2 separate regions of the Homo sapiens genome follow, and region 1 is linked to region 2. Evidence: chromatin loops called from intact Hi-C (ENCODE). Cell type or tissue: MCF 10A. All regions are shown on one strand.

What was found. Peaks named below come from ENCODE experiments on the same cell type or tissue, not always from the same donor. Only the 100,000 strongest peaks of a DNase experiment are listed, where the experiment ranks them.
Region 1: a loop joins it to region 2, with 9 times the contacts of the local background. A loop is called at or near these places in 6 of 110 quality-filtered maps.

The regions. Positions count from the first base shown.
Region 1 is chr4:175,890,162-175,895,161 of GRCh38, forward strand. It overlaps a transcript of GPM6A not described here. Among named protein-coding and RNA genes, the nearest start is that of GPM6A, 80 kb to the left of the region's middle. In MCF 10A, a CTCF peak has its summit at 1,943; no DNase peak of the experiment used is centred here.
Region 2 is chr4:175,655,729-175,660,728 of GRCh38, forward strand. The region is part of intron 3 of GPM6A (glycoprotein M6A); the gene reads right to left. Among named protein-coding and RNA genes, the nearest start is that of GPM6A-DT, 130 kb to the right of the region's middle. In MCF 10A, no CTCF peak of the experiment used is centred here; a DNase peak (open chromatin) is centred at 2,073.

The sequences.
Region 1 (5,000 bases), 230 kb after region 2:
AAAGATACAGGAAAACAAACTCTGCAACAATGCAGGACAAAGTAAAAACTTATACAATCAATTTTTGGAGACCAACTTGACAATATTTAGTAAAGTTGAAATGTCCATCCTATAGAATCTGGTAATTTCATTTTAGAATAAACACCCTAAAGAACTCCATATGTATGTACGAAAAATATATTCATAGTTATAGTTCTTGACAGCACTACCTATAATAGCAAAACAGCATAATGAAATTGAATGTCCACGTATATTTAGGAGGCTTTTTGTATAATGGAAAACCATACACACAGTCAAAAAGAAGCAAACTGAATATGTTTAGAGCAATTTTATTTTATTTTATTTTATTTTATTTTATTTTATTTTATGTTATGCTATGTTTTTATTTTATTTTATTTTATTATTTTATTTTATTATTTTATTGAGACAGAGTCTTGCTCTGTTGCCCAGGCTGGAGTGCAGTGGTGCAATCATGGCCCACCGCAGCCTCTAACTGCTGGGCTTAAGTGATCCTCCCAAGTAGCTAGGACTACAATTGCATGCAATCAAACCCAGCTAATCTTTATTTTTATATTGTAGAGATGGGGTCTTGCTGTGTTGCCCAGACTGGTCTCAAACCCCTGACCTCAAGTGATCCTTCCACTTTGGTCTCCCAAAGTGCTGGGATTACAGGCATGAGCCATCACACCCCTCTAAGAATGAACATTTTAAGAATCAAATTATTAGAGATCACGCATGCAGTATGATAACATTTATATACATTTAAACACAAAAAATGATACATAGCCCAAATGATATAGAGTATATGCAACTAGATGTAGATATATAAATATATGCAAAAAGCAGCCCTTGACATGTGTGAGCAAAGCTAACACTAACAACTAGGGTCTGGCCTGGAACTCACCTTTATGAGACTGATGACATAGGCTTAATATTCTTCTACTTAACATAAGTAATTTTACATCAACATCAGACAAAGCCACCTTGTGATCATTATAGGCCAAAATAAAAACAAGTCTGAATTCATATTAAACGAAGGCAAACCAGGAATATTATCCAAACCACAAGTATGACCAAATCTCCTCTATTTATGCTTTCTTCTCTCTACTGAATGTCATTTCCTCTTCCCAGCTAATAGGAGTGATTGTTGCTTCTCTACCGGTTACAGCTTTAGTTTTATCCTATTCTTCCCTTCTTTTAGGTAAGATTTGATAAGACATTCAATAATAGAATTACTTCTGCTTCCTAACAGTAAACATTTTGGAGCAAAGTCCCACTTCCTTGAGTCCTCCCAGACTTACCTAATGCAAGTCCAAATCTGTAATAAATCCTTTCTAACACCCTCTTACTGAGGTGCTCCACGCTTTCTTATGATGTGCATTCTCCATCATCGAAATGTACCGAACTTATTCAAATACAGATTTCCTGATGATCTTTGTTAGGAGGCATTAACCAGAATAAGTAATTAAAACAGAAACATACAGAAAAAAGTCATTCTAATTTCAGGACAGTAGTTATTCCTTGAGAAGCTGTAAGAGAGAAAAGAAGGTGGTGAGAATTTGAACTGCCTCTTAAAAACTGCATTGCTCTTTTAAGACATGTAAAGTATTGAACCAAATTTATACTTGGAATAGCAGAATCAGAGACTAGTCTGAAGCTTCAACTCATAATTTCAAAGCTCATTTAGATAATTATAGTACTAAATAAAGAATAAAATGAAAAGGCAAGGCTATGATTCATAATATTGCAAGCTGTGATGCTGCAGGATTGCCAGGAACAGAGATCAACAAGCAGTACAGCAAACTTCAATGTGGCTTTTGCCCGTTGTTATCTTGCATGTTGTATGTGTGTTGACACAGACTCAATAAAAATCAGAGGGCTTGTTTGGGAAGCAGTCTAGTACTTTAAAACTACTATCAAGCATGTAACTTTGCCACCTTTTGGTAACTAAAGCGAACTACAATTTACATTCTCAAGAACAAAATTAACCAAATGGCATCTTGCTCATATGAATCCTACCTAATTGAGAGATAATATCACAGTCATTTATTATTTACATAATTAAAATCCTTAAATAGGGACTCAAGATACCCTCTTATTTCATTCGAACTTACTTCATTAACCTTAAAAAATACATCTAGAAAAACAATCTGCTACTTATTGTTCCCTATCCCTTCCCTACTTTTTCTCACTTCTTGGTCATTATTTGTGCTTTCTTCTCTCTCAAATGTCCAATACTGTCTATCCTTCAACTTGTAATTCATGTGTCAACTATTTCATGAATTCGTAAGCAGCCCCAACTGGAGTAATGGTCACTACTGTGAAATCCTGTTGCACTCTATTTTTACTTCTTATACTTATTGTTCATTCTTTCATTCCTTTATTCAATAAATATTTTCATCCACTTTGTAAGAGAGAGTGAAGGACTAAATTTTCCACTACGGCTCTTTCATTTGCTTGATCCCTACAGCTGTCTCTTCCTCCCATCCCCTCTGGCACATGACCTTCACCCAATTGCCCCTTCTCACCCTGTTGACATAATCCAAATTCCTCAAACAATGGCAGTGAATATACAAGAATCATCTTTGAGCAACTATTCCCAAAACTAGGTGAACTTCAACTACTTCCTCTTGCTAAACTCAATAAAAGCTCCGTCTTCCAGATTTTTACCTATATTGTTCTGACTGATTTTCTTCCAGGGTTTCAATGTCAAGACTCAGATCAGGACTGTGTTTTTGGGTGCTTGGCATTTCATCATGCCAGACACTCTGTTGATGTCTCCTCTCTTTGGAGTCCCAGTGACTAGACAGTTGGGCTGGTCCTGCTCCTGACCACTGTTCTGCTCCCTTTGCTTGAAAGCACTATCTAAGCTTTTATTCTTCCATCTTAATTGTCCTTGGTGTAAGCTTTTTCATTTGCACTGTTTCGCTACTTAATGGGTCTCCCCCATGGATAAGACAGGCATTGGAGACAGTGATGGTAAACCTACGAGCCTGATGCTCAGGTTCTCTTATTTTGAATCAATGTACTTGTGGGCTGCTATCCAGCTTCTTAAACTGTGGCAGGCTTTTATTAAGAACAACTTTGAACTTTATTGATAATACTAGAAAAACTTGGAATATGAAGAAAATAATCCTTTGTGATATGCCGTAGGAAAGGAGAAGTTTCAAAATTTCAACTATTCAATGATCAGCGTTTTTTATTTTTTGAAGTAGCCTCTACAACTTAAGAAATTTCTAAAACTGATTCCCTTAAGAACTCCTTAGAAAAGGTAATAAAAGCATGGAGTACCTAAAATCCTAAGTTAAACACTTCTCCCTTTCTCCTGACCTTACTCTGATCAGCCTCCCTCCTGGCCTCCCTTAAGCTGACTGCCTTTTTCCTCTTGTTCTATTCTTCCTCCTGATCCTCCAGCACCTTCATGGGGTCCTCCTTTCTTTCCTCGGCCAGTTTTTCTTAAACTACCCCCTGAATAGATAATATTCCTTCTTAATGTCTTATAAGACAGGTGGGGATGATAACTAACCTCATTCGTTTTATATCTTCAAATCTTTGTTCAGATCAGATTTGCATAATCTAGTTACGTTTCCTAACCTTCCTAAGTAAAAACAGAAGTTCACTGAAGAATATAAGTTTATTCTAGGAATGTGTAGTCTAAGATAACCTGATATCTATCAACTCATCTCTTTGTAGGACATGAAGGTGCTAAAACTCGGTAAGAAAAAGCGATATAAATTAATTAACAAAATGATATAAAATATAATGATCAACATTTGAGAGAGCTGCACACCTCACATTCTATCTCTGAGATCATTCCTGTTGAAATGGATTGGTCAAAAATCCAATCCTTAAAAAAGACAGAGATTAAAAATAAATTAATCTCTTATTTCAGAGACCCCTTAACTCCTACTTCTGAGAATACTGTTGTCTCAGTGTGGCTGATAATTTCACAAGTGCTTTATCCACCTTCTTTGTTGATCTTAAAACTGAGATGGCAGATATAATTGGAAAACAGAAGATAAGATAGCAGACCGTCCTCATGTTAGAATTACATTTTTTTTTAGTTCTTTGAAGATACTTTTGCTCAGAAAAAAAAGGAAAAGTGATAGACCAAATTAAGTGTTCTCAGCAACTACTAAGTCCAAGTGGGAAATCATCTATATCTAATCTATAGGAAGATACTTCTGTATATAGCGAAAAAGCGAGGAAGGGGTGCTAAAGAACAATTGCTCTGCCTTAGCTCGAAAGACAGAGTCACAAAATATAAAAGACTAACTCTGTCTGATAGAGTGACTCCCCTCTGAGGAAATAGCTGCTCCATTCTGCCCACAATTGCTTTTCATGAAAAGAAAGAGATTTTTATGCATGCAAAAAGAGTGTGTTCCATGGTTAATAATGTCTTCCAGTTAATAATGAGACTACATTTTCTACCCTTCTACCTTTCATCATTCCTAATCCAGAGTAACCTGCACAAACAACAAGAATACAAGGATTTTAATGTTAGTAGTATATATTTTTAATAGTAAAACCACAGAAACCCCTCAAAAATCTGTCAAAAGGGGAGTGGCTAAATCATTTTGGCTAATTAATTTCAAACACACTCTAGTATCATTTAGGAGGAAAACTCATACACAAAATATTATACAAAGAATACATGACCCCATTTTCTTATATAAGGGTCTTCGAAGTTCAAAAAGAGATTAAGTATCACATCATGCATCTACTAAGTGGCAGGTCCAAGTTTTAAACCCATTCTCTGTTTCTAAAAGTCAAAACACTATTACTGTAACACACTGCTTCCCAAATCAGTATACAGCATTGATAAGACATGTTACAACTGGTGTCTTACCATCCCTTTTTTTACTGTGTTACTTTGTGTTTCAGGGGACCCAGAATGCGATAGAGTGAGAAACCATGAATCAGTGAACTTTAAAGCAAACTCAAATACTTAAAGGCAAAACAAAATCTTCTTTGATCTTTAGAATGAAATCATCTTGTGA
Region 2 (5,000 bases):
CTACTGAACTTGAAATCAGATGACCTAGTCACTAGTTTGACATATCACTTAATCCCTCATAGTCACTTTTGTAATTTGCGAGCTGGAAATTATGATAATTTTCTCATAGGGCTATGATGTAAACAAGGGGAAGGTTCTATATAAAGTCACTTAGCAGGAAATGTAAGCAGTAACTCAAAGAGAGGAGATAGTCTGATTTAATAAAAATGTATTACTTTGTACTTTCAAAGGGTAGGTATGGACATAAGGAAACTATTTCTGTCCCATTTGGTATTTATTGCTTTGAACAGACACTGAATTTTAATTTATAGTAATTCTAGGAAGGGAAGATAAGTTCTGTAGAAATTACATAAATAAAGTGGCCTCATTGGCCTTTCTCATTTTGGTCATTATTTAGGATCACTCACATATAGTAAAATGCTGACTAAATCCTCTTGACCCACAAAAAAAAATTCAGTAAAACTTCCTTAATTTGAATTAGTTAATTCATTGATCTTTGATAGTAAAATTGGTATAAAATGATAAAGATTGGGTGCTATATATTTAATTAATAGCTGACATATTCCATTATCCCATAATCATTTTAGTAGCATTTCATCAGAACATGCAAATGTCTGGCAAAACAAGCATCCTCCTACTATATTTCCTGCTTGATTTTTGTTTTTACTCAGTATAAATTTCTTGAGATCCTACCACATGTTAGCATTTGATTCAACAAAATTGTTACGAATTATTTCTTTATCACTTGAAATTAAATAAAACCACATGTAATTATTGTTTTGATGTCAATCTGGATATTCTAATCACTTTTAGAAATCTGGTAGAGAAATTGAAACAGAACTACAAGAGGCAAGGTTTCATGTTCTTTAGAAAAAGGTGACATATTGCTTCTTGATTATGTAGCCATTGAGATTGCAGTGTATTTAACTTGAAAATAACTTGTAAAATGTAATTGGTTTTTCATCTGAACTCCTATGAACTTAGACTTAATGTCTAAGAAAATCACACCCTGTTGAGGTCTAGACTTTCTGTGGCAACTTCAGCAGATGTGCACCAGTAGAGGTAAAAATAACACCTTGGAAGTCAGCAGCATTGATGAAAAGAAGCCAGCTGACTCTGATTGCACAAGTCTCTGAGTCTCTGAACTAAGTGATGAAAACATATGCCACATATTGAATGGAATGTTATGATATAATGAAGAGTTTCAGATATGAGGCACATTTAAACTTTAGTGAAATGAATAAAATGGATGTTCTGATGTATCCAAAGTCTCTTTATAACCAAAAATATTCTATCAGATTGAACTCAGGTCATTGTTTCTCACTGTTTCAAGGCACAGGATATAAAAATAGTTTGCTAAGTCTTAGCTCAGAACCTTATATTTCACAGTGATATATTCTGGTAGTATTTTCTCATCTTGGAATGAATTTAAAGAGTAGCAATCTAATCATGTTTCCCACTTTAACAACAAAGGAAGTATCTTTAAATTTTATCAAAGGCAGAAATAGTTCAGAGTTTAATAATCCTGTGATTTTAAACAAAGCTTCAATAGATAGACAGTAGCTGAGGGAATGCAACTTCTAATAATGGTTTTCACCATGGCCAGACATTAGGATCATCTGGTTAATGTGAGAGAGAAAAAGCAGCTCAGGCCTCTCTCATGCTAATTGTATCTATACTTTTAAAATCACTGCAGGTGATTCTCATAGATATCCAGTGTTAAGAACTCTTTCTATATTGGAATCAAAGGAGATCTCAGGAGTACATGTGTTGTGAAGACTTATTTGATCTTCAACTTTAGACTCTGACAGGGTACTATTCCTAATGTTTAAAAAAACAATGAGATGATAAGCCAGACACACCTACTAATGTCAATAAAATAGCCAAAGGCATGAATGAGTGGGGTACCGGACATGAGCCAGATATCTAAATCCGAGTGTCTCGAATTTGTCACTACTGAACTTGAGGCCAGATCATTCTTTGTTAAGGGGACTGTCCTGTATAATATAGGACATTTAACAATATCCCTGGCCTCTAACCACTAGATGTCAGATGTCGGTTGTGCAATCAAAATGTCTCAATTTTCCTGAGGGGAAAATAGCTCTTGGCTATAAACCACAACACTAAGGCAGGAGAACACCAAGTCAAAGGGAAGAAAATGAACACCTGAACATACTATCACTACAACTGCAAAGGGAAAAAACATTACAATCAAGTAGGCTCTGGAAATTACACAGTGTATAGCTTAATGCAGAGAAAATTACTAAATCATTATGTAAATTACTCAAAAATATGCAGTCATCATCATCATCATCGTTGTCAGCATTATAGCCCAAAACTACCTATGCTCAAGTTGTGATCGGAAAATTCTTTTTAAGTGATTTGTTACGCTTATAACAACTTTATTCAAAATTGCCCAAACTTGGAAGAAGCCAAAATGTCCTTCAGTAGATAAACAGATATATAAACCCCAGCACATCTAGATAAACGATGGTATATTAATCAGCACTAAAAAGAAATGAGCTATCAAGCTATGAAAAGACATGCAGAAATTTTAAATGCATATGACTGAAAAAAAAAAAACAATCTGAAAAGGTCATTCACTTACTGTGTAGTTTCAGCTCTATGACATTCTGGAAAAAGAAAAAGTATGGAGACAGTAAAAAGATCAGTGGTTGCCAAGTGTAGGGGGGGTGAGAGGGCTGAATAGGTGGAGCACAGAGGATTTGTAGAACCGTGAAACTATTCTGTATGAAAGTATAATGGTGGATACGTGTCATTATACATTTGGCAAAACCCAAAGAATGTGCAACACCCAGAGAAAATCCTCATCTAAATTGTAGACTTTGGGCAATTGTGATGTGTCAATGTAGATACATCAATTGTAAATGTGCCATTCTGGTGGTGGTGAGGTAGTGATAACGGGAGTCTATCCACTTGCTGGGGAGGGGGCTATGTAAGAAATCCCTGTACTTTCTCCTCAATTTTGCTGTGAAACCTAAAACGGTTCTAAAATATAAAATCTATTTATATAACAAAAAATGATTTGAGGAATTTATTCATGAGCATATGTGAAATGTTAATACGATCTAAGTGTTCACTGTGTGGTTTGGTTCATAAAAATCACCAGTGTCACTGTGAAATGATTAAATACTTCAATCTCAATTGGCAAGGATGATTTCATCAGAATAAAATGATCTGTGAAACAGTCTGGTTTCCTACACTGAGCTACAGAGATAAAGCTACAGAGAATCTTCAGGCAGTGAGTGTAAGGGCTGAAAATATGTTACCTTAGATATAGAGGAAGAAAATCTTAAATCCTGTCATATGAGATAAATTGTTTTTGTTTTTGTTTTCCTTTTTTTTTTTTTGAGACAAAGTCTCACTCTGTGGCCCAGGCTGGAGTGCAGTTGGCATGATCTCGGCTCACTGCAACCTCCTCCTCCCGGGTTCAAGCGACTCTCTTGCCTCAGCCTCTAGAGTAGCTGGGACTACAGGTGCACGCCGCAGCACATGGCTAATTTTTTGTGTAGTAGAGACGCGGTTTCACCATGTTGCCCAGGCTGGTCACAAACTCCTGAGCTCAGGCAATCCGCCCACCTTGGCCTCCAAAAGTTCTGGGATTACAGGAGTAAGCCACTGCACTTGGCGGAGATACCTTTTTTTAAAGAGTAAAATAAAAATAGCCCATTGAAATAACAAATACAGTATTACTATGTATTGTTACTTTGCAGAAGGTAAAAGAGTATTGAAAGTATTCAATGTCCTTTTTTAAAAATAGTTAAGAGAAAAATAACATAACCAAAACTGGATTATTATGTTCCATAAATTTATTTTTTAAATGGAACAGGTTTACATAATGTCTAAAGCCCCAAAATGATAGTCATGAAAATTGCAATAGAAAGGCAAGCACACTCTTGATAAGTTTATCATGTCATATTATCCAGAGTTATTTTATTACCAGTTAAAATTAATAGAAATCAGAGCATGAGCTCTTGTGCTTAGATGGGGAAATATATTCAACTTTCTGTCTGTTTTACTTACTGCTTATCTCTAAGGCTCAAAATAGTGCCTGGGACACAGTAGACACTCAACAAACATCTGTTGAATGAACAATAGTGTGAATGTAAGGTTTGTCTTGTGAGGAAATATATCTTACCATGTGTTTATCATTATGATTTATTGGGTTTTGATACATTAACTGATAACTAAAAATAAAAATATGACAAATAAAAGGCAACTGTTCACAATAATACAGTATTGACGTTAAATGTCATTTTTAAACTGACAAATCTCAAGATTTTACAAGATGATGATTCCTCATTTGTTGGAAAAGATGAGGACAAGTAAAAGATTTTGGGGGAGAGCAAAATTAAAAAAAAGTATATAGGCTGGGTGCGATGGTTCACACCTGTAATCCCAGCAATTTGGGAGGCCGAGGCAGGTGGATCACGAGGTCAGGAGTTCAAGACCAGCCTGACCAACATGTTGAAACCCCGTCTCTACTAAAAATACAAAAATTAGCCGGGCATGTAATCCCAGCTACTCAGGAGGCTGAGGCAGGAGAATCACTTGAATCTGGGAGGCAGAGGTTTCAGTGAGCCGAGATTGTGCCATTGTACTCCAGCCTGGGTGAGAGAGCAAGACTCCATCTCAAAAAAAAAAAGAAGTATATGGACATAAAAGTTGTCTACAACCAAGTATGGCACTAATGATAAATATATGAATTCATGTGTTGAAAATTTTAATATATTATGTGAAAAAATAGAAACACTAGACATACTCTTGGCTTGTAAATATTTTCTTAGAAATATAATGCTGAATAAAGGAAATATGTTGCTAAAAAATAACAAAAATATTGCTGGAAAAAGTGTACACTAATATAATCACAATTTTTTAAAAAACACAAAAAGAAAGTGTTGCTATTACTTAATAAAACAGGGTAACCACGGGTGAGCTAAAACTACTCAAATTCCCCTGTTAACAAGGGTCTTGCTTCT